Linked DNA regions of Homo sapiens: regions 1 and 3 are each linked to region 2. Evidence: read pairs that join two places in POLR2A ChIA-PET (ENCODE). Cell type or tissue: CD4-positive, alpha-beta T cell. All regions are shown on one strand.

Region 1 (8,000 bases), 86 kb after region 2:
AATCACTTGAAGCTGGGAAGCGGAGGTTGCTATGAGCCGAGATCGTGCCACTGCACTCCAGCCTGGGCGACAAGAGTGAAACTCCATCTCAAACAAACAAACAAGCAATCAAAAAACAACAACAACCAACCAACCAAACCAAACCAAACCAAGCCAAACAGAAACCCTGAAGCAATCCAAATAATATGTGGACTTTGGTGAATAATCATGTATCAATATGGGTTCATTAATTGTGATGAATTTACCATGCTAATGTAAGATGTTAACAATAGGAGAAACTGAGTATGGGGTGTACAAAATGACTCGGCAATTTTTCTGTAAGTCTAAAATGATTCTAAAATAAAAAGTTAATTAAGAAAATGAAATATGCCCTGAAGAAAGATGGATAGAAAGGCGCCTTGGCAGTCAGAAGGAAGCAGAATGGGAAGCGGGTAGCAGGAAGAATCAGAACAAACACTAAATGGATTAGGGCATCAGGCTGCCCCGTGAAAGACTGTGGGCCCAGTTCCTGCCACCTTACTTCTCGCACACTGATGATGTTCTTTTGTCTTCGCCAGTTCTGAGCCACTACTGCTGGGTGTCTGCTCCTGGGGTACCTGCTGGCCCTGAATCACCCCTCTGGATTCCTGGGACTCCAGGAACTTTGGGATCCAGAGAAGCGAGCTCTTCCATCCCAGGACCCATGACTGCCCACGCTGTTGAGCTTCTGAGGGCAGGGACCATGTTTTCTCTCTCAGAGCCAGGGCTGCATGTTGGAACTGGCCCTGACAGTGTCAGTTAAACTTTCACGAAACAAATGTTCCTGAACTTGAAGCCATAGGACAGGACTCTGAAGATCACAGAATCACACAGTGAGAAAATGATGCCCTTTTCAGCTCTGCACCAGTCCTTCTCATGACAGAAAGGAGAGTGTCTCGGGTTGGTTCGAGGATGTCTTTAACCCCTCTCATCGTTGCCCGTCTCGACACAGAACCAAGAACAGGCGGGTCCTAGACTCAGACTCTAGTGGACGAATGTGTCCAGCAAAAGTAACAGCATTACTTTATTTTACAATTATCTTCAACGTATACCAAGTGATACTGGTTTTCCATTTATAATGGCAATGTAGCTTCCCTTGAGTTTGTTTTAAATTTTAATTCAATTTCAGACATACGGAAAAGTTGCGAGCATAGTAGAGTTCCTGGATGCCTTTCACCCAGATTCCCTTAGTGTTAATATTTTCTCCCAATCTCTCTCTCTGTGTCTCCCCCTACCTTCCCCACCAAACTACCTACCTACCTACCTACCTACACACACACACACACACACACACACACACACACACACTTTTTTTCTGAATTATTTAAAAGCATGCTGTTCTTTCACTGCCAGTCCTGGTAATGTCCTTTATGGCAAAAGAAAACCCCAGGCCATGCCTTGCGTTCAGTTGGGATCCCTCTTTTTTTTTCCTTTTTTTGCCATAGAGTTTCATTCTTGTCACCCAGGCTGGAGTGCAATGGCGTGGTCTCGGCTCACTGCAACCTCTGCCTCCCGGGTTCAAGCGATTCTCCTGTCTCAGCCTCCCGAAGTGCTGGGATTACAGGCACCCACCACCACGCCCGGCTAATTTTTTGTATTTTTAGTAGAGATGGGGTTTCACCATGTTGGCCAGGCTGGTCTTGAACTCCTGACCTCAGGTGATCCGCCTGCCTCGGCCTCCCAAAGTGCTGGGATTACAGGTGTGAGCCACCGCACCAGGCCTCTTTTACCTCTAAATGTGTCAGTACTCCAGTGTGTATTTCCTAAAAGCAAGACTATTTTATTACATAAGTATAGTACACTTTTCAAAATCAGGGAACTAACACTGATATAACCCTGTAGTCACTAGACCTCCTTCCTGTTTCACTGCCTGTCCTTGTAATGTCCTTTATGGCAAAAGAAAACGTCAGGTCATGCCTTGCCTTCACTCGGGATGCCTCTTTGACTCTTTTCATCTGAAACAGTTTTTGAGTCTTTGTATTCTATGACATTGGCATTTTTGAAAAGTACCTGCCAGATATTTTTTAAGATGTCTAAAAATTCCTTTTTAAATAAATTTAAGTTTTAAATAAGTGAGTCCACTTAAAGAAAAACTATCAAGTGACCCAAAGAACAAATGGTCTACAGATAAAGCAAAAACTGTGAAGATGTACATGGATTACAGTTTTGACAAATGTTGCCTTAAATCAACTTCCTTCTGCCCCTGGGGCTTCATCCCACTGGGATGGTCAGGCCTTGGGTCAGTGAGTTAAGAACAGTCAATAAAGTGGTGACACAAGGCTGTGCCAGCCTGTGTGCAGGGAGCTCACTCTCGGGGGCAGAGTCAGGGTTCTGGGCTCTCTGCCAGATACTAGTGAGGGGCTGGGAGGAAAGTGTGCTTTTGGGTGCGTGCAAGGTGCATACAAATCTCAAACATGTCTCAGTGAAAGAACAGGCAGGCCGGGCACAGTGACTCATGCCTGTAATCCCAGCACTATGGGAGGCTGAGGTGGGAGGATCGCTTGTGCCTAGGCATTTGAGAGTAACATGGTGAGACCTCGTGTCAAAAGAAAGAAAGAGAGAGAGAGGAGAGGAGGGAAGGAAGGAAGGAGAAAGAGAAAAAGAAAGAGAGAGAGAAAGAGAGCGAGATAAAGGAAGAAAAGAAAGAATGGAAAGAAAGAATTAGCTAGGAGTGGTGGCGTGTGCCTGTAGTCCCAGGTACTTGGGAGGCTGGGGTAGGAGGATTGATTGAGCTTGGGAGGTCAAGGCTGCAGTGAGCTATGATCATATCACTGCACTCCAGTCTGGGCAACAGGGCAAGACCCTGGCTCAGAAAAAAAAAAAGAAAAAGAAAGAAAGAACAAGCCATAAAATCAGGAAAGGAGAAGAGAGCTTGACAAAGCAGTAGGAAGACTTGAGTATGGGCAGAAGAGGTGAGTTTCCTGGAACAGGAAGGGAGGGAGGGGATCTTGGGGTTTTTACTGGGCAGAGCTCCAGGGTTAATGCTACTGCCATCACCCATGTACTTCAGAGGGGTCCCCACAGCCAGAGGGGCTTTGATGTTAGCAGGAGGACTTGGCTGCTTCCAGCCCTACACTAGCTATCCCCAGGGTAGGTGGCCTGGGGACGAAAGGCTGCGGTGGGTGGCCTTGCCTGGCCCTGGACCACAGAAGGGCTCTCTTACAGGATGGGTTGTTCTTGCTAGAGGGTGAGCGTGGGCATGAGCTGAGAGGGTCCTGCAGGGACAGACATGCGTCTGGGGCTGTACATCTCTAGCATGTACCGAGTCTCTCCTGCTGCACGCAGGATGCACCCACCTAGTCTTCAGGTTGCCAAGAAGGTGGGAGGACTGCAGGCAAGGGCAGCAAACGCAGAGCAGACTGCAGGAAGTCACGGCACCGGCCACAGAAGGGGGAAAAGAGGGTGACTATCGGAGTGATGCGATGAAGGGTATTGCTGTGTCTTGGCTATGCAGAAAAGTTGAGGGGGGCTACTGACCCCAGTTATTTTAGTATCTCATCCTCAGATAAGAAACAGCCTTCACCTGCCTTGAAACCAGGGCAGAGAGTGAGGCCTGGAGGGAGGGATGGTCACCCCAGAGGGGAGGCCATGGGAAGGAAGCGGAGCCCCATGGACCCAGTGCTGTTGTTTCTAGGGAGAGCCGTGTGTGTGACCTGGAGGCCATGGAGGGGAATGTGTCTGTGAGTGTCTGGACGAGGATCATTTTGTCTCCCCACTGTGTGGAAGAATGAAGAGGAGGCAGTGATTGTGGGCCTGGTCGGGCTAAGCGTAGGGAGGGGAGGCAGGAGACCTCGCAGGTAGAGGGACTCTTTGTGAGCAGGGGGCTTGAAGGAAAATGAATCTCAGCCAGAGCCCATGGCCCTGGGGACCACTCCCTCCCCTCCCCCTCCTTCTGCACTTGGTGGGTGGCTGGGCAAGTGGGACGAGCTGGGGGAAGGGAGCCAGGGAGGGGGCACCTGCCCTCAGCCAGGATAGGGCCCGGGTCCTCTGCGGAGGGGGTGGGGGATCCTTCCCCAGGACAGAACGTGTCATGGTCTCCCGGCCTCCCACCCACCCTCTCCCCCTCCAGCCTATCACCTTTCCATCTTCTCTCCTCCCCGCCCTCCTGCTTGCCCCGTGGTAGCTGCACTGACTGGCTGTGAACCTGGCTCCCCTGGTCCTAGCTGGGTGACCTTGAACTAGTCCCATGACTTCTCTGGGCTTCACTTTTCCCACAGGGAAGGTAACAGACGTTAGGAGACCTTAAGGCTCTGGGAGGTTTTGAGAATTAAGTGAGGCCACAATGTAAGGGGTCCAGCAAGTGCGGGGTTCGGGGCCAGGGAAGACAAAGGCTTTGTCTGGCTGCTCCTGCCTTCCACTGTCTGCTCAGGCACACCGCTCCCTCCCTCTGTCTTCCTCTTTTCCTCTCTGTCTCATGACTCTCTCTCCCCACCCCCCGCCCCCCTCCTTTGTCTCCCTTTGTTGCTATTTCGGTCCTTCCTCAATGATGTTGGTGAGAGGTGAGCCTCTTTTCATGTCAGGATGCCAGAACTCCGTCAAACTGGTAAACAGCTGAAGGATGTGGCGGGAGATGAACTTTCCACTGAAGCTTCTTTCAACCCATCCCTTCCCTGGGGCTCCCCTGCACCTCCCCACTCTGGAGACTCCATCCCATCCTCACGAAGCGAGGACGGGGGGCCGGGGACGGCGGCCAAGAGAGGTCCACGCCAGGTGGCCACACGGGCTCCAGCCGCTCTGTCCGTTCACCAGAACCATGAAGAGGGTCTTTGAGAGGGGCGGAAGTGGAAACCGCAGATGGGGCGATAGGGAGGGGTGGGGGATGGACAGGTGTACGTCGGAGGTGAGGTTTCCAGGGGACAAGGTTAGGGACCCGCAGGTGATGCCCTGCCAAGGAAGGAAAGCCAGTACCTGTGCTCCCTGGGAGCAGCCTCGGAGCCTGAGAGCCACATCCATGTGGGCCCTGGTGGGATAATCCTGCCAGAGCGTGCTCCTGACCTGGTCCCCTTGGGCTCTCTCAGATGTCTGGAGGATGCCAATTAATTGTGGGGCCTGAAGAGCTGTGTGTGGCTCCAGCTGGGCATTGGGAGGCACAGAAGTGAGCCTTTGGTGTGGATTGTACCTTCACATGGAAAGGAGGAGGGCAGGGGCAGTGGCAGCCAGGGCCCAGCCACACCATGTTCAGCTGATAGCCCTGGGAAAAACTGAACATTCTTGAGCCTGTTCCCTCAGTCATAAGATGGGGATGATGCTGGTTCTTCATGGGGCTGTTGAGAGCATACATGAGTCAGTACCTGCAGTGTGCTCAGAACAGTGCCCGACACACAGGTTCTGAGTGTGCCCTCAGGAATCGAAGCTATCATTAATGTCACCGTCATATTGTCATCATGGCTGGAGGCTGCTGTGTTGGAAAATCATCTCCCATGTCTGTGATCACTCTCCAAGTCCTGAATCCGTCTCCAACTCGTTCCCTCTTCTCCATCTCCCAGTGCTGACCACCCCCCAGCTGGCCTCCCTTCCTCCAGGCCCCAGCCCCATCAAACCTCCCTCCGCTTCATAGCGGCAACCTTTCTAGAGCATCCGTCTCATCGGATCACTTCCCTGCCTTAGAAACTGCTCGCAACTCCCAGCAGGTCTAAGACAATGACAAGGGTCAAGTTACACAAGACCCTTGGAGATGCTCCCCATGGTCTTTCCCACCTGCGCACCCCCTTTTCCCCTGGCCTTCAGGCGGCATGCACCATACTTGCACGTGTTGCTACTGAGAACATCCTTCACTCATCCATCCAGCAAACTCCTACACAACCTTCAATGGCCGACTTGATTGTTCCCTCTTTTGTCATGCTTTTCCCACTAAACCCTGGCAGTTAGTGGCTTCTTCCTCTCTGTCCACACAGCCTCTGTAGTGGTGTGGTGGAGCCCTACATGAGGCAAAAGTTATCTGCTTGGACAGCATGTGGGAGAAACTCAAATATGGGTAGCATCACTCTTCCCTTAGGAACGTTATCTGGGATACCAGAGAAGTAAAAAGAAGCAAGGAGCCCAAGAGGGTGCCCGGACGTCATTTCTGTATAAGAAGGGGTAGGCAGCAAGAGGGGTTCACATCTGCTTCTTTCTACATCAGAGACACAATTGTGTTTACCTTGGGTGGGCCGGGTGGGGAGGAAGGGGCAGGGTGGAGGGGGCAAGATTTTAATGGTATGAATTCATGTTGTTGGAGTTTTAATACGGTTAAGGTATTTCCCATTTTAAAAAAAGAAAGGGCTGGGCCCAGTGGCTCATGCCTATAATCCCAGCACTTTCGGAGGCTGAGGCAGGACGATCACTTGAGGTCAGGAGTTCAAGACTAGCCTGGCCAACATGACGAAACCCCATCTCCACTAAAAATACAAAAATTAGCTGGGCGTGGTGATGTGTGCCTGTAATCCCAGCTACTCGGGAGGCAGAGGCAGGAGAATTGCTTGAACCTGGGAGGCGGAGGTTGCAGTGAGATGAGACTCTGCCACTGCACTCCAGCCTGGGTGACAGAGAAAGACTCCATCCCAAAAAAAAAAAGAAAAGAAAAAAAAAAAGAAAAGAGAGAGAAAGAGAAGGAAGGGAGGAAGGAAGGAAAGAAGAAGGAAGGAAGGGATGGAGGGAGGGAGGGTAGGGAAGGAGGGAGGGAGGGAGGGAGGGAAGGAGGGAGAAAGGGAGGGAGGAGGGCAGACAGGGAGGGAGGGAGTGAGGGAAAGGAAAGAACACTCCCTTAGGAAGACGCCTGCATGTGAGTCTGCCCTGCTCTGGCTCCAAACCAGGTGTTTTCCCTGCAGCATTAGAGCAGCTCGTTGAAATGGTGGGCTTTGTTTCAGGCCCACCGTGTATGAAAAATGAATCCCCAACAGCTAAAATCTCACCCAGCATGGCAAGGTACCCACAGGATGAACGGCTTCCAGGATCTGAGGGAACGGAGGCTCCACAGCTCCTGTCTGTCTCCTCCTGGGTGTTTGTTCAACCAAGGGAAATATTGGGCTGGGTTGCCCCTTGTCTTTCTGTTTGCTGCTGAGCACACACTTAAGTTCATGTGGGTTAAACATGCTTATCATGAGCCCTCGCTGTGCGGCGTGGTGTTTTCACACTGGGGCTTTGCAGTGAGGTGGAAAAGTTGTGCTACCTGCCAAGCTGTGTGGCTTCTGGCTAGTCATCTAATCTCTCGGGGTTTCAGTTGCCCTATTTACGAATTAGGGAGAATAATACCTTCTCAGAGTGCCCTTATGAGGATTGTATGAAACAACACATACCTGGCACATAGTAAATGCTACCCACCGTCATCATCACCATGTTGATGAACGGCAGTTACTGGTCTCTCTCTGCCCCAGGTCCTGTAAACTCCCCAGCGGCAAGGGCCAGGCTCCATTCCTTTCTGTGCCTCCCAGAGCTCAGCACAGAGCTGGCTCTATAAGGGTGCCTGGTAGTGATGATTCTACATTCCCGAACCCCGTATCCCAGAATGCAGCCGGTGCCTGTGCTGTTGGTGGGCAGATAGGCCGGTGTCTCCAGATTCTAGGCTGGGGCTCTGGTAATAATGCCCAGCCGTGTGGCTGTGGTGGCACAGGGACACTGGAAGAGCCATGATTAACACTCAGACTCTGAAGCTAGGCTGTATTTAAGTCCCAGCACTGTCATTATTTAGCTGTGTGACCTTGGCTTTTTACTTAACCTCTCTGGGCCTCAATTTTCTCACCCATGAAATGGGGTTGGTGTGAGACTTGACCATCCCCAGCCTCATCTCCTCTCAAACTGGACCTCCCTTGACCTCGCGAGCCGTGCAGTTTCTTGCTGTGTCTTCGCTCGTGTCATTCCCTTGGCCTGGAATGCTTTTCCCTCTCCACGTCGGTGGTTCACTCCTATTCATCCTCTACAACCCAGATCAGGCATCAGCTTCCCAGGAATTCCCTGTGCATCACTCTCTGCCTGAGCTTGCAGAGCTGTCAGTCAAATTGCTGGGT
Region 2 (8,000 bases):
GTGTGTGTGTGGTGTGTGTGGTGTGTGTGTGTGGTGTGGGGTGTGTGTGTGGTGGTGTGTGTGTGTGGTGTGGTGGTGTGTGTGGGGTGTGTATGTGGTGTGCGGTGTGTGTGTGGTGTTTGTGGTGGTGTGTGTGTGTGGTGTGGTTGTGTGTATGTGTGGTGTGTGTGTGGGGTCTGTGTGGGGTGTGTGTGTGTGTATTTGCATAAAGAGCTCCTTGAAGAATATGCAAGAAACAAATAAACGTAGTCATTACCTGGGGTGTTGGGGTCGACGTCGGGGGCGACTGGGATAGACGGGAATAGAGATGGAAGTGAGACTCTTCACTACAGATCTTTTTATATTTTTTTAAATTTTTGAGCTGGATGAATGTGTCACTGATTCAAGAAATTTTTAGAAATGTGAAAGGCTCTCCCAGGTGATTCTGAGGGGGAGGTTTTCCCTGGTCGGGAACCACGGGTCAGGCTACCCTTTTCTTCCGACGAGGACACTCTGGGGCCAAAGCTCAGGGCCAGGGCTCGCCAAGGGCACTTGGCTGGTTAGAGGGAGAACGAGCGCGTCTCAACACCTAACATTGGTGGGGTGATTTGCAGGCTGTCCGCCCAGCGAGCTGGCTCGTTGCCGCTTCACCAGGCAAGAGATTTTCTTCCCATTTCACAGCTGGGGAAACGGGCTCAAGAGGTCAAGCAGTGTGCCAAAGCTTGGAGCTAGGATGTCAGTGCAGGGCCCAGATCGTGCTTAGGGCCTGCCAAGGCCCCTGTCACCCCCTCTGGCTGCACAGTGGCATCTCAAGACCCTTCAGCCACAATTCTCCCCAGGTACATTCAGCACGATGTTATCCCAGTCAATGTGAAGGAGAGGTCTGTGGTGAAATAAGGGTGCAAAGTGCTGGGTTAAAAAGTGTCATGTATTTCTTCGCTGCAGGATTTCTCAGATCCTTTACTGGGCCGGTGTACACTGTCAGTCTTCAGTGGGAGATGCGGTGTTGCCTGCCCTTTGTCCAACATGCTCCATGGAACCCTATTTGGGAAACAGCCTCTACGACTAAACTCCAACGTCTAAGGCTGGACGTTCCACACACTTTACCATCAGTCTGCGGCCTCTCTCTGCAGACTCCGCTCTAAACATCTTTGACCATGGAGCATCTGTCAGGATTGGGTGGGAAATAAGACTTTGCAAGGTACATTTATGAGCTGGGATGTCTTCTGTGCATGGTGAGCGGGTCATAATAATTATCATGAGATCTGGCATTTGTGGGTGATTTACGGCTGTCGAGGGCACCCACCTGCATGTGAGCATCTTAATGTGCAGTGTCTGCATCTATGTGCCTGTGTGTATGCTGGGGTTCACTCTCTCTATAGGGTGGGGTTCACTCTGGCAGAAGTGATGGCTTCATCGAGAGGTCCCCGATGGCCTGATGAAACCACAGCCCCACTCTCCCCCTGCCCCAGGCCTTTCTCCATGTGGCTCTTCCTTACCTGGGTCATACCAGCTGAGCCGTCCGAGGCAGGAAGCGACTGCAGAAAGAAGAGAGGAGGGTCAGGAAGTGAAACCTCCCACTCTCTCCCTTCTCCCCAGCTCACCCACCCACAGCCCGAGCAATGGCCCTTTCTGCCTCCCCCTATCCACTATCATGGGTTTTAGGGACAGGAATTTTCATACTCCAGGTTGGAACCCCTGAGTGATATGAATTCTATCTAGTGGGCTGCAACTATCGATTTTTTTTCTTCTTAAAAAACGTTACTTTTAAAATGAACAGACGTGAAATTGATTTTTCTTTACTGCATGATTCCGTGAATGTCACATATATAGATGTGTGTGACCACCATCACAATCAAGGTATACACCAGTTCCATTACTCCCTACCTCAAATTCCCTCATGCTAACCTTTGTAATAATGTAACCATCAATTATTATTATTATTACTTTTTGAGACAGGATATCACTCTCCTCACCCAGGCTGGAGTGCAGTGGCATGATCACAGCTCACTGCAGCCTCAACCTCCCTGGCTCAAAGAATCCTCCCACCTCAGCCTCTTGAGTAGCTAGGATTACAGGCATGAGCCACTATGCCTGGCTAATTTTTTTACTATGTATGTGTGTATGTATGTATGTATGCATGTATGTGTGTGTGTATGTAGAGATGGGGTCTCACTATGTTGTCCAGGCTGGTTTTGAACTCCTGGGCTCAAGTGATCCTCGTGCATCAGCTTCCTGAAGTGCTGGGATTCACATGTGTGAGCCACAGCACTCAGGCCATCAATTTTTTTAAAAATGAAATGGAGTAGAATAGAGAGGCCGTGCACGGTGGCTTATGACTGCAATCCCAGCACTTAAGGGGGCCAAGGTGGGAGGACCGCTTGAGCCCAGAAGTTGGACCCTGCAGTGAGCTATGATTATGCCACAGCACTCTAGCTGGGTGACAGAGTAAGACCCTGTTTTTTTTTGTTTGTTTTGTTTTAAATAAATAAAAAAGAGAATGTCAGAATGCACTGATCACTTTTTGTGTGTTGGGGGTTGCAATGTAAAAATGTCCCGCATGTTTCCACTCAAAAAAGTTTGAGCTCCTTAGTTCTAGAGAATGGAGAAATGATCCAGAAAGGGGCCGGGCACGGTGGCCCATGCCTATAATCCAAGCACTTTGGGAGGCCGAGGTGGGGGGATCACTTGAGGTCAGGAGTTTGAGACTGGCCTAGCCAATATGGTGAAACCCTGTCTCTACTAAAAATAACAAAAATTAGCTCGGCGTGGTGATGCATGCCTGTAATCCCAGCTCCTCTGGAGGCTGAGGCAGGAGAATTGCTTGAACCTGGGAGGTGGAGGCTGCAGTGAGCTGAGATTGCACCACTATACTCCAGACTGGGTGAGAGAGTGAGATTCTGTCTTTACAAGAAAAAAAAAAGGAAAGAAAGAAATGAGCAAGAAAGGGAACCAAGAGAACATTTGCTACTTTCTAGCATTCCCAAGGCAGGATAAGAATGACAGCCACTTATCTTTAACAGCTGCCCATTTCTGGAGAAGACCAAGCTCAAAGAGATGGCGTGACCTGCCCACAGTAGTGTAGCCAGCTAGTTGACAAGGGAGCCAAGGCGACAGGCCCAGGGAACACGGGTCTGCAGGGAACCAGCCTTCCCCCATGTGGACCACGTGGAAGCTCTGCCTCCTTGTAGCCTGGTCTCACTGTGGAGTGGGGGCAAAGTTGCCCATTGCGGGGCTCTCAGCAGAGCAGCTCATCTGTGGCTGGGGAAGAGGTTTAATTTGGGTGGGGACGAGGTGAAGTAGCAAGCTCACGTGGCTTCAAAGCTTAACCTCTGTATTCACCACCTAGCGTGATCAGTTAGGTGCAAGTACGGTATTTTGATTTCCATCTGTCCGACTTGGGTTTACTCTTGGATTTACGGCACTGGGTCAAGGAGACTGCTTTATATATTAATAGTGAAAGGCTGTGTTCAAATTGTTTGTGAGAAATTTTTGCTTGGTGTTAAAAAATAGGTGTGTTTAGCTGGGCCAATGGCTCAAGGCCGTAGTCCCAGCTACTCAGCAGGCTGAGGCAGGAAGATCACTTGAGCCAAGGAGTTCGAGTCCAGCCTGGACAACATAGCAAGACCCCGTCTCTTAAAAAATAGGTGTGCTTTGAAAAAGCTGTTCTTGCTTGAGTGTTCTCAAGCTGGCGGTTGAATTTTAAGGGGTGATGTGCTCCACAGTTCATCCTTGTCCCCGAATCAAGACTCTTTGTAATGAAGTCATCATGGCCATGTGATAAGTTTCCCCTGAATCTGCAAGATCCTTTCGTGGCTGTTGCTCTAGGAGTCACGGGCCTTGGAAGGGGAAGGTTATTCTCACCAACAGGGAAGTGTACAGAGCTCTGGCCTGGGTGGAAAAGGATGGTCTAGTTGTCAATCGTCTGATCAATTTTTTCTTTTTTTTTTGAAACAGAGTCTTCCTCTCTTGCCCAGTCTGGAATGCAGTGGCATGATCTTGGCTCACTATAACCACTGCCTCCCTGGTTCAAGCAATTCTCCTGCCTCAACCTCCCGAGTAGCTGGGACTACAGACATGCACCACCACGCCCGACTAATTTTTGTACTTTTAGTAGAGATGAGGTTTCACCATGTTGGCCAGGCTGGTCTTGAACTCCTGACCTCAGGTGATCCACCCCCCTCAGCCTCCCAAAGTGCTGGGATTACAAGCATGAGCCACCGCGCCCAGCCAATCATCTGATCTATTGCAGTGGGCAGGGCAGCCTCAGGAGGCCATCAGGGAGATGTCCAGCTAGCGAGAGAAATCAGGAAGGAGGCCCTTTTGTCCTGCCCTCACCTCTCACTCCTGACCTCTCATTCCCACCTCCCTCTCATCCCAGCTGCCCATCAGGAGCAGGGCAGTCTGCCTTGAAGGAGTCATCCCTCTGGCTAAGTCTCGAGGGCTAAGGCAGCTTGAAGTGCCACCTGTGGGGAGTGGGAGTCCAAATATCTGCCCTTCAGTGCTACACAGCTCAGGATGGGTTTTCAGTCACCGATGACTTTCTACTGCTCCAGTTCTGAGTATCAGCTCTGCCACTTCCTGCCTATAGAGTCTGGGGAGCACGTCTGTCCTGTCTCTGTGCCTCCAAGCCACGATTTCCTCACTCATAGCATGAGGATGAGCATGGGACTAGCTTTCTAGAGCCGTTGTGAAGATGAGATGAGCTAATCGGTGTAAAGGGCTTAGCCCAGTGCTTCCTGGCCTAGTGCTCAGAGCTGGTGCTACTGATCTGTGGAGTAGGGTGGGCTGGGGGAAGCTGTGCCCAGGGCAGCAGACCCTCGGGGAGCTTTCCCAGTGGGAAGATTCCCTGTCCAGGAGCACAGAGAGCCAAGCCATGGGGCTCACCACTTCCTTCTCCTAACTTGGAAACTTCGCGCAGATGGTCCAGACTTAGGGTGGTTCAACTTACGACTTTTCAAGTTTGCAATGGGTTTGTCGGGGTATTAAATGAATTTTTGACTTAGGATGTTTTCAGCTTACAATGGGTTTATTGAGAGGCAACCCCACTGTAGGTCAAGGAGCATCTCTATTTCCCGAGTCATCATACTCAACGTTCATTATTAACAGCAGCTGCCAACTGTTGAGCACCTGCTGCATACTTAGCCCACGGTATGGTTCATCACAGATATTGTTGTTAATCTTCCACACAGCCCCATCACGAGAGTTGAGTACGTTCCTGGTATAAATGTCAGGAGAGGGCAAATGCCCTGTCCCGGGTAATATGGCTGGCAGGTGGAGTCGAACCATGTGTCTGACTCCAAAACCCATGCTCTCTGCTCCCAGCCACCCAATTGCTCCTCCAGAGTGCCAGCTTTGGAGATGCAGAGATGAACACCACCTGGGTCTGACCTGGAAGCGCTCGTGCAGCCAGACCCTGAAGGCCTGGGGACAGGGACTGGGCCTGACAATCTTGGCAGATTCCACACAGAACAGCCTAGGTCTTGCTCAGAGAACATTCTCAGGAAAGACTGAACAAGCTGGAGAACCAAGTGAAATTCTTTAAAAAATGCTCTAACAAATGCTTTAATAAAAAAGATATTTATGCATTCTAGAGTGTCGCCCTGGAACCTTCCTCTGGGTGCCTGTCTGGTCCCCAGATGAGCAGCAGTTCCTCTCCTCTCCTTCCATCTCTATCACCGTCACCATCATCATCACCATCACCGTCACCATCATCATCACCATCACTGTCACCATCACCAACACTTTAAAAGTTTTCACTCTTCCGGGCCTTTTACACATTAACTCTCCCAGTCCTCACCACAGTGCTATGAAGTAGGTGCTATTATTTTGGTCCCGATTTTACAGACCAGGAAACTTGAGAGGGGTTAAATGACTTGTCCAAGCAGCTAATGAGTGCTGGGGCCCGAACTCAAACCTAGCCGCCTGGCACTGAGTCTTGAGCTTTTGCCAGTGAGGCCCAAACTGCCTCCCTTCCCTCCAGCAGGAAGCCCATGATGGCCTGCCCCAGGTTTCATTGATTCCTGCACCACCCTGGTGTGCAATCCTGATCAAAGGGAATGAACTTGTGATTCCGTTCAGTCAGTAAAACATGCAGTGAGAAGACTTAGCTATGAAGTGCTGTGTGACCTTGGCAAGCCACTCAGCCTCTCTGGGCTCAGTTTCTTAATCTGTAAAGTAAGGAAGTTAGATTCCACAGTCCCTCACCTTCCCCCTGGTTCAAACACCTGTGATCTATAATCTTTAGCTCCTGATGGATTTCAGCAGCTGGTGGAGGGAGGGCGGTGAGATGTACAGCTGACTTGGAAGCTTCCTGAGTGTGTTGTGTATATTCTTTCAGCCTGTCCATGAATATGTTCAGGTTTTTTTTTTATTTGCTTGTTTGTTTTTCACTTATAATCTAGGGAGCAGAATGAACATTGAGGTTTTGAGGGTCCATAACCTATTTCTATTTTTTAGTTGCTTCTCACAGGGGTCAGACCAGCACCCTCCATCCCCTGAGCCCTGCGGTCTGTGTTCAGGGTCTCCCTGACCCCCTCTGGGGGCTCTACAGCTTACTCCTGCACCATCCTTCCTAGCCTCATGAAGCCTGAGGCTCCTGCTATTGCCAAAACTGTGGACAGAATCCCCGAGACTCCAGACCAGGAGGCCCCCGAGGCCTGGAAGTGCTATGCCGTTTCCTTATCCGCCAGCCACCCCTCACCCCGAGCAACTGGGGCTACGGATGAGAATTCTCTGAAGACCCCTTCCTTCTCCTGCCCACCTCCCCTTGCAGCTCCCACAATTTAGGGCCTGGACTGGGCAAACCCAGGCAAAATTCAGGGCTAAAGAAGTCAGACGGCTTATCACACCCCTGGAGCTCCCGTCTCTTGTCTTTGCATTGGCAGAGACAATATTTTTGGCCCTGCCTGCCCTGAGGTCTTGGTGAGGATATCCTCCTCCCTGTCCCTCTCATTCCTCTTGCCCCCACAGTATTCAGGATAATTCTCACTTTGGCTCTCATTACGGCATCCCATGAGTTTTATTTGCTCTGCACAGTGTTTAAAAATTTTTTGAGCCAAATTAAAAAAAAAAAGGTTTCTTTTAATTTTGTTTTGCTTTTTAAACACATTTCAAGATCCAGGCGTTTTTGAAAAATAGGACATCCTGGCTCCACTGGCTGCATCTCTGGAGGCCCCAGGCAGTGGCGGTGGCCCTTGACTTCTGTTTCGTCCACGCCTCGCTGGCACCTTACGGTCGCCATGTGTGTGGAGAGACCTGGCTTCAAACACATGGCAGTGTCTGCAGCGAAACATATGCAGTTTCACACTAAGGGGGATGTGTCAAGATTATAAATAGCCTCCCATTCGTTCAGGTCAGGATTTGCACCAAATGCATTTGCCAGAAACTTACAAATGTTTTTTGGGCTTTGGAATTACAGATGAATATTTGTTGACTTGCATGATGGGTCCCAGTTTACAGAGGAGGAGGCTGTCGTGGTGCATGGGAGTGAGAACTCGGCAGGGCCAGAATTCAGCCCAGGGCGGCTGGCTTTGTAACCTGCACTCCTGGCCCCTGCCTCTGGCTCACTCCTAGGTCCTGCCGCCCCTGCACCCTGGGAAATGGAGGCAAGGGTGTGGCCTGCTTAGGGTTTGGCAGGCACCCGGATTCACAGGCCTGTGATAATGACCGATGATAATAAAATGACAGCATCCTTACCCTGTGCAGACCCCAGGACAAGGATTTTTCACAGAAGACCCCATTTCTTTCTAGAGCCTCAGAAGACGGGGTGCTATCACCACTTTGTTCCACAGATAAAACACCTATGACTGATTTAGTGTAGTTTGCAAGTCAGGTGTTCCCTTTTTCCCGTAAACAGTGATTCCTTCTAACAGTCCACAGACCTCCCCATAGCTACAGCCATCGATGTCCATGAAATACAATAGATCTGCCTGTGTTTTGGGTAGGATTCTGGATTTTCCTTCCTCGAATCCTATATGTTGGCTGACTTGAAAGGTCAGAAGCCCCTCTTTTCTGAAACG
Region 3 (8,000 bases), 110 kb after region 2:
ACTGGTAGGCGGTGGGGGTGGAGGTCTGGAGGGCGAGGCTTGCGTCCAGGGTCTGGAGCCAGGGGCAGTGGCTGAAGGCCTGGGGAGTGGGGCAGGTGGGGGCCCGTGTAGGGGGTGCGCTCGTACCTGCACAGGTGACACGGGCCCGCCTCCCGTCGCTGCGGCACGCGTGCTCCACCACCTCGCAGAGCCGCCACTCGGCGCCGCTGCACAGGAGGGCGGGCGCCCCGGCCAGAGTGGCATTAGCTGCTACGCTGGTGTTCCCGGCTGCAGGCGGGGGCGGCAGCTCAGGGGTCGGCGGGGCGAGCTGAGAGGCGGCCTCCGCCCCGCCGCAGCCCAGTGCTCGGCACACGGCCTCGGCGGCGCGGCTGTCCCAGAGCGCCCCGCACGCGGGCTCCCAGGACGCCTCGAGCCGCACCTCCACCGTCCCGCTGCAGCTGCTGCTCCCGTTTGTCAGACGGACCGGAAGCCGCTCCCCTGGAAGTGTCAGACCAGAGAGCTGAGACCGGTGGGGCCTGGGCAGAGGGTTGCCCAGGCTCTGCCACTGACTCTGTGCGTGAACTTTGACAACGCCCTGCCTGGCTAGGGGTCTCAGCTTTCCAGTCTGCAAAATGGAGCCGGGCTGGCTCATCCCTGAGCCCACCTTGAGGCCTGACCCTGTGGTTCTCCTTAGAGTCAGCCGAAGGTGGGGCTTGGGAGTGACTCTAGAGGTTAAGATGGGTGACAGACAACTAGGGGTCCAGCCCCCTAGAAACCCTCCTCACTTGCTCCTGTCTCCAGGGGCACCCGTTTGTGAAAGAAAGGCAGAGTTGTGAGTTCAGGGGCCCTGGTCCAGTGGGCGCATGCTTCCCCTGAAGGCCCCTCTGCTCCTCTGAGGGTACTGTCCTAGAGGCTGTCACAGTGACTAGGGAACCTTGGAGGATTGTGAAGCGGCTGGCCATGGGGTTGATGATGGGCTGCTTCAGCTGATGGTGGTCCTCACTTCCCCAGAACCCCTTCTATGGGAACCACCTGCCCCTTTTAGCCCAGGATTGTACCCCCAGTGCTAGCATGCATCTTTGCATACAGTAGGTCCTTAATAAACGTCTGCTGAGTAAATCAAGGACCCTGCCTCCCCCACCAAGAACTCTAGCCTGTTCTCAACAAATCCCCTTAAAATGCTCCAGGCATACCTGCCCACCTGTATGTGACTTATCAGTGTCCTCTCAAAAATGGTAGTTCTACGACCTCAAAGTGAATTGATAGTGGAACTTCAGGTGATGGGTCAGGAAGAAGTGTTGTCTGAAGTCAGGGAGCCTCCCTGGTATCCTAAATGTCCATTTCCCTTCTTTATTACCCTGGGGGACCACCTACAGAAAGCTGATCATGGACCCCCAGAGGGAATGTTTGCTCACCTGGCTCCCAGAGCTCACTCTCTGCACTGCTGGTGTTGAGCTGGTCAGGTGGGGCTGGAGATGGATGACCTGAAATGAACCAGCAGCAGCATGGTGGGTGAGTGAGCTCAGGCCTGGAGACCACAGAGACACCCTGATGAGCAGGGGGCACTTCCTGGAGCCTGTGGTGGCTACATGAGGCCTTTGGAAAAGACGTGGTCCTCAACTTTGGGTGCATTGGCCTCCCTTCAAGGTAGGGAAAGTTCTCAAACATTGGCATTTCAGGATCCTCCGCTTTACCTATTCATTGCACACACAGCTTCAGAAATCGGAGTAGAACAGGGAGGAAAGGCAGTGGGCACTGGGGCCAGACACACAAAGTGGCTTCGTGACCATGAATGGGTGACTTAATCTTTCTGTGCCAGTCCCAATTTTTCAGCTATGATTCTTAGGAAAATATTGTGAGACTGAAATGAGACAGCCTATGAAATACTTGACATATAGAAAAAGCTCGAAAGTGGGAGTGATTTAGAAAAAGAAAATTTTGTTTATAGAATTTGTTTGAGAATTTCATATCAGACTTTAGAATAATTGACACATCCTGGACTGGGAACCACTGGATTGCAAAGTGCCTTCAGACACTAAGAAACTAGCATTCATGAAGGACAGGTATTTGCATATTTGCATATATTGTTCCATTTACTTTCTTTCTTTCTTTCTTTTTTTTTTTTTGAGACAGAGTTTCGCTCTTGTTGCCCAGGCTGGAGTGCAATGGCTTGATCTCGGCTCACCGCAACCTCCACCTCCCAGATTCAAGCGATTCTCCTGTCTCAGCCTCCTGAGTAGCTGGGATTACAGGCATGCGCCACCACGCCTGGCTAATTTTGTATTTTTAGTAGAGACGGGGTTTCTCCATGTTGGTCAGGCTGGTCTCGAACTCCTGACCTCAGGTGATCTGCCTGCCTCAGCCTCCCAAAGTGCCGGGATTACAGGCATGAGCCACTACATCCAGCCTATTCCATTTACTTTCAACAATGCAATGAGGCAGGTGTTAGCATTCTTATTTTACAGATTAGGAAAAGGAGGCTCCAAAAGCAAAAATCAGTTGTCCCTGCCAGATAGGGTCCATTTATTCCACCAGAGCTACTATCCATTCTGCCCTGGGAGGCTGATCTGTTTGGATTAACCCCTGTCTTCCTGGGCCTTATGGCTTCTGTCAGATTCAGCCAATGGGGAGCCTTAGCAGAGCTAGGCAGAAGTGAGGAGAGCGAAGATGTGACACTTATTCCTCTGGCCCCCCCTGTGAGGTCCCTCGGGTAGGCTGTGTCCCTCATGTGAAGGACATTGCTTATTCAAGGTGACCTCTCCTTGACTGTCTCCTACTCGGACTCACTGACCACTCCCTGGTTGTGTCTCCTTTGGCCAGAAGTTGCTCTTAGATTCTACTTACTGCATTACCCTTTGTAAATAGTTCTTCTGTAAATAAGTCCCCTTTAAATTCCTATTCTAGGTTTCCTGGTGGGAACCCAACTGATGCGTGGGCCTGAGGCCACCCAGTGAGCAAGCTGCAGAGCCCGGATTTAAACTGTCTCCAAGGACTTGCCTCCCCTCTGGGCTGGGATGTTTGGGCTTGCAAAGCACAAAGGGAGGCTCTGGGGCAGGGACTGTTGTGGTTGCCTATGAACTCCTCTGCATTTCCTGGTTTCTCTTGCACTTAGGTTGGGCTGGTTGAAGCCTAGGCAGAAGACGTCTGCCTGCTTTTGAGCCAAAGCAGGGAAGAGGCAGTGAGCCATTTCCATTTACGTCTTCCCTGTTGAAGGATATTAGAGGCCCTGGGTTGCGGAGGAACTGCAAGAGGGAAGGGGATGTTGACCCAGCTTGGATTTTGTGTGAGTAAGGAGTAAGCCCTTATCATGTTAAACCATGAAGATTTGGGGGTGTCCTTGTTGCTACAGCCTTGCCTAGTCCGGCCTGACCGATACAGAGCCTGAAGACTCGGACATGACCACTACACATTCCTGGAGCTTCACCTGAGCAGATTCCACGGACATACCCCCTGAGCCTGAGCTTGTGCATGTGCGCGTGCACACCCTGGCAGACAGCCCTCTCCAGGAAACCGTGTGGGCCTCTTCATCATCAGGCAGAAAGTCTTCAGCCCTCTAATTGCCGTCCTCGCTAACTCCCTGGCTGGCTGCCCAGCCTGAGCCCCTGGAGGAGAAATGACTCCAAATTCAGAGCATAAACTCTGTGGCTGATGTATTAGAATGTTCAGCGCAAGAATTCAGATGCCCACAAGTTAGGATTTCAGAATCCCGGTTCCCACAGCAACCGTCCCAGTGCTCCTGCGTAGTTTTCAATGTTACTACATGGGGTGGGGGAGGGGGATTGAATGATGGCTGCAGTGTGTATGACTGTGAGGTGTGTGCATATGAGTGTGTGTGAGGGACTGTGTGCATATGTGATTACGACTGTGTGTGTGAATGTGATGTGTGTGGGGCAGGGGGGCTTTAGCTCTGCTCTGTATCATCTCTCTCTCTGGGTCTGGAAAACCACTTTCTCATGCATAAAGACAAAAATGTGTTCTCCTAGATCAGAAAACCCTAGAGGGCAGGGCCCATGGCTGGGTCAGCCCTGTGTCCCCCACAGTGTCCAAGGCAATGTTTGTTGATTGACTGAATGAATGAGCAGCAGCTGCCAGCTCCAAGGCAGCTGGTTGAAAGCGGATAACCTCGAGGGCTTTATTTTTGTGTCAAGCATTCTCCCATCCCCTATCCCAAGAAGGGAACCTGGCTTCTCTGTTCTCTGACTTCTGTGCTACAGGAACAAAAGCAGAAATTACCTGGAACCGTCTTTCCATCCAGGCCTCATTTCACAGAGGGCCGAATGGAAGATCAGCGTTTCTCAGACATCATTATCACCTTTTTTGTTTTGAGACAGTGTCTCGCTCTGTCGCCCAGGCTGGAGTGCAGTGGCACAATCTCGGCTCACTGCAACCTCCACCTCCTGGGTTCAAGCGATTCTCGTGCCTCAGTTTCCCGAGTAGCTAGGACTACAGGCGCTTGCCACGATGCTGGCTAATTTTTGTATATTTTTTGTAGAGACGGGGTTTTCCCATGTTGCCCAGGCTGGTCTCAAATTCCTGAGCTCAAGTGATCTGCCCACCTCAGCCTCCCAAATTGTTGGGATTACAGGCGTGAGCCACCACACCCGGCCCATTGTTACCACTTTTGCCTGGCCCTGTGCCTCACACTTTTCTTTAAATTGGTTCACTTTTTTGCTGCAATAAATTTATTTGAAAAGGAGCCTGCTATGGTTTGAATGTGTTCCAAGGTTCATGTGTTGGAAATTTAATCCCCCAATGACCTGTGTTGAGAAGTTGGATGTTTAAGAATTGATTAGGGCTGGGCGTGGTGGCTCACGCCTGTAAGCCCAACACTTTGGGAGGCCAAGGCGTGTGGATTACCTGAGGTCAGGAGTCCGAGACCAGCCTGGCCAACATGGTGAAACCCTGTCTCTACTACAAATACAAAAATTAGTCGGGTGTGGTGGCACATGCCTGTAATCCCAGCTACTCCGGAGGCTGAGGCAGGAGAATTGCTTGAGCCTGGGAGGTGGAGGTTGCAGTGAGCTGAGATTGCGCCACTGCCCTCCAGCCTGGCCAACAGAGCGAGACTGTGTCTCAAAAAAGAAAAGAAAAGAAAAGAAAAGAGTTGATTAGGTCATGAGGAGTCTGCCTTCATGAACGGATTAATGCTGTTATCACAGGGGTGTGTTGGTTATTGCAGAAGTGGTTTTGTCGTAAAAGTGAGAGTTCCACCGTCCCTCGCTCTGTCTCTCGTGCACTCTCTGGCCATGTGACGCCTTCCATTGTGTTATGATGCAGAGAGAAGGCCCTCATCAGATGTGGCCCCTAGATCTTGGGCTTTCCAGCCTGCAGAACTATAAGAAATAAATTTCTTTTTGTTTTAAATTACTCACTCTGTGGTACTTTGTTATAGCAACACAAAACAGAGTAAGAGCAAACTTTTACCCTTTCCTGTGAATTTGCTTTTTTACATCATTAAAGACACCTGATCATAAAAATGTTCACTGCAGATTTTTTTTTTTGAAACAGTGTCTTGCTCTGTCACCCAGGCTGGAGTGCAGTGGCGTGATCTCGGCTCATTGCAACCTTCACCTCCTGGGTTCAAGCAATTCTCCTGCCTCAGCCTCCCAAGTTGCTGGGATTACAGGCACCCACCACCACACCCTGCTAAATTTTTTTGTATTTTTGGTAGAGATGGGGTTTCTCCATGTTGGCCAGGTTGGGTCTTGAACACCTGACCTCAAGTGATCTGCCTGCCTCAGCCTCCCAAACTGCTGGGCATACAGGTGTGAGCCACCGCACCCAGTCCACTGCAGATTTTTGAATGGCAAAATGTTAGAAACAGAGTGAATGCCCATTCACAGGGGAAACGGCTGAATCAATTACGGTCCATTTACAGCATGGCATCTTATGCAGCCTTTATAAAGAATGAAATAGACCCAGATGGGTTGGCAGGATTTCCAAGCTGTGTTGAGTAGGAAAAGCAAGATGCAGAGAAGAGAATATAATATGATACATTTTTTGTGAAGCAAGGCCAAAAAACCCCCTCTGTGAACTGGTATGATTGCAGGAACATGAAGATAAGTGTGGGAGAACACACAGCAGATAATCAAAATGGAAAAATTAAGAGTGGGCTTCAGGGGAAGGGGCCAAGCAGGGCCAGCTCCACAGGCTGGTGGACTGTGCACAGGGCCCCGTGCTTAGAAGGACCCGGCCTTTGCTTGAATCCTCTGCTGTTGCCATCTTGAAATTCCTCATCATTTGTTGAACCAAAGGCCCTGCATCTCCGTTTTGCACTGGGCCCTGCAAACTATGCAGCTGGTCGTGGGACACAGTCACAGCCATGGAAGATAGGGGGAGGAAAAGCAAGCAATGAAGGTAAAAGGCTGTACTTTAAAAATCATGTATGATATGATTCTATGTATGTAAAATTAGGTATGTATGTTGATATGAAAAAAATAAGAAGATATTAAAACCTAAAGGGACGATTTATATGACTTGCTTAAAATAGAAGGTAATTGTAAAAACAAGCATACTAAAAATAAAGCCATGTTAGAGATGTTAAAAGACACATCATCGGCCAGGCACGGTGGCTCACGCCTGTAATCCCAGCACTTTGGGAGGCCAAGGTGGGTGGATCACAAGGTCCAGAGTTCGAGACCAGCCTGGCCAATATGGTGAAACCCTGTCTCTACTAAAAATACAAAAGTTAGCCAGGCGTGGTGGCAGGTGCCTGTAGTTCCAGCTACTCGGGAGGCTGAGGCAGAGAATCGCTTGAACCCAGGAGGCAGAGGTTGCAGTGAGCTGAGATCACGCCACTACTACGCTCTAGCCTGGGCGACAGAGCAAGACTCCGTCTCAAAAAAAAAAAAAAAAAAAAGACACATCATCATCAGACTATCTGATAGAATCAGAAGGAATGACAAAACATTGAAAAATAATAATTATTTAAACTTTTATTGCCACATGATTCAGTGTTATTTAATGCTAAGTTCATTTACCACCTGAAGTTATACTGTGTGCCCCTGAAAATCATCTCTAGTTGTGTCCCAAATTCTGGAAAGTGATGGAACAAGACAGGGAAGGGATGGAGGGGAGCGGCTGGTTTCAGAATAGGAGAAGAAAGAGGTTGGGAGTGCCGACCCCAGCCCAGGAAGGAGGCGGCTTTTTCAGGCCAGTCCCATGCAGAAGTCCCCGAGTGGGACAGAACCTCCAATGGGGTAGTGGGAAGAAGACTCCAGTGGAACGGGCTGCGGAGGAGACTGTAAGCACAGGAAGAATGAAGGCACGAAAGAGCCTTGTTGCCTGGAATTTGAGAAAACGGAACGGGACACTGATACTCCTGTTGTGTCACCCAGGCTCCTGAGATGTCCCATGGGCATCTGAGAGGTGAGGGACTTGTGGAGAAAGGAGGCATAGACATCGAGGGAAAGCTGAGCCTCCCGCTGGCCAGCCCAGTGTCAGAGCAAGCCTGGTGGGGAAACAAGGCACTCCCCAGAATGCCGCCCTGGCCGTGCCCAGTGACCAGTGTCAGGTCAACACCAGCTACACCTGAGGTTACTTTCTGTCCTCCGGCACTGTCAGAGGTGCTGAGGAAAACACGGTTGCATCCTGAATGCTCGTTGAGTGGATGATGGATGAAGAGATGCTGTACAGAGCCAGAGGCAGGGTGGAAAGGGACGATGGAAACATGGAGGTGGAATCTACAAGTGGTGCAGCCAGGTGCATGTGTCACCTGCTAGAAGTATAGTTAAAAAAAAAAATCAACAGAAAGTGTTTGCAAACACAGATGCCAACAGCCTTAACAACAACAGCAAACCAAGCTCTTTCAATCCAGTAATTCCACATCTGGGAACTTATCCTAAATAAAACTATCTCAAGTACCATACTGCCTGGAGACTAAAGTCCATGCTTTGGAACTAGATGGTTCTAGATTCCCTTTTCCATCCACTGGAGCCCCAGAATGCTGTGATGTGCTGGTTTTTTATATTTATATTTATATTTATTTTTATTTTTATTTTGCCATAGAGTCTCACTCTCCC

Evidence for each region. Peaks named below come from ENCODE experiments on the same cell type or tissue, not always from the same donor. Only the 100,000 strongest peaks of a DNase experiment are listed, where the experiment ranks them.
Region 1: POLR2A ChIA-PET joins it to region 2 with 23 read pairs; 9 of 35 experiments call an interaction of 5 or more read pairs at or near these places.
Region 3: POLR2A ChIA-PET joins it to region 2 with 14 read pairs; 4 of 35 experiments call an interaction of 5 or more read pairs at or near these places.

What each region holds. Positions count from the first base shown.
Region 1 is chr11:61,022,953-61,030,952 of GRCh38, reverse strand. It overlaps LOC105369325 (a long non-coding RNA gene), which reads left to right. Exons shown (of 2, transcript NR_188502.1): 2 at 558-2,090. Among named protein-coding and RNA genes, the nearest start is that of LINC02954, 28 kb to the left of the region's middle. RefSeq lists a silencer at 2,217-2,276 and an enhancer at 4,205-4,770. In CD4-positive, alpha-beta T cell, no CTCF peak of the experiment used is centred here; DNase peaks (open chromatin) are centred at 2,392, 3,342, 4,472, 7,122 and 1 weaker place; H3K4me3 peaks cover 2,615 bases; H3K27ac peaks cover 5,067 bases.
Region 2 is chr11:61,108,573-61,116,572 of GRCh38, reverse strand. CD5 (CD5 molecule) reads right to left here. Exons shown (of 11, transcript NM_014207.4): 2 at 1,479-1,517. Among named protein-coding and RNA genes, the nearest start is that of CD5, 10 kb to the right of the region's middle. In CD4-positive, alpha-beta T cell, no CTCF peak of the experiment used is centred here; DNase peaks (open chromatin) are centred at 3,272, 4,592 and 5,672; H3K4me3 peaks cover 693 bases; H3K27ac peaks cover 5,777 bases.
Region 3 is chr11:61,000,037-61,008,036 of GRCh38, reverse strand. It overlaps CD6 (CD6 molecule), which reads right to left. Exons shown (of 13, transcript NM_006725.5): 2 at 1,395-1,463; 3 at 127-477. It overlaps LOC105369326 (a long non-coding RNA gene), which reads left to right. Exons shown (of 2, transcript XR_950155.3): 2 at 3,092-4,675. Among named protein-coding and RNA genes, the nearest start is that of CD6, 32 kb to the right of the region's middle. RefSeq lists a silencer at 124-323 and an enhancer at 65-773. In CD4-positive, alpha-beta T cell, no CTCF peak of the experiment used is centred here; DNase peaks (open chromatin) are centred at 3,056, 3,516 and 5,226; H3K4me3 peaks cover 1,025 bases; H3K27ac peaks cover 4,564 bases.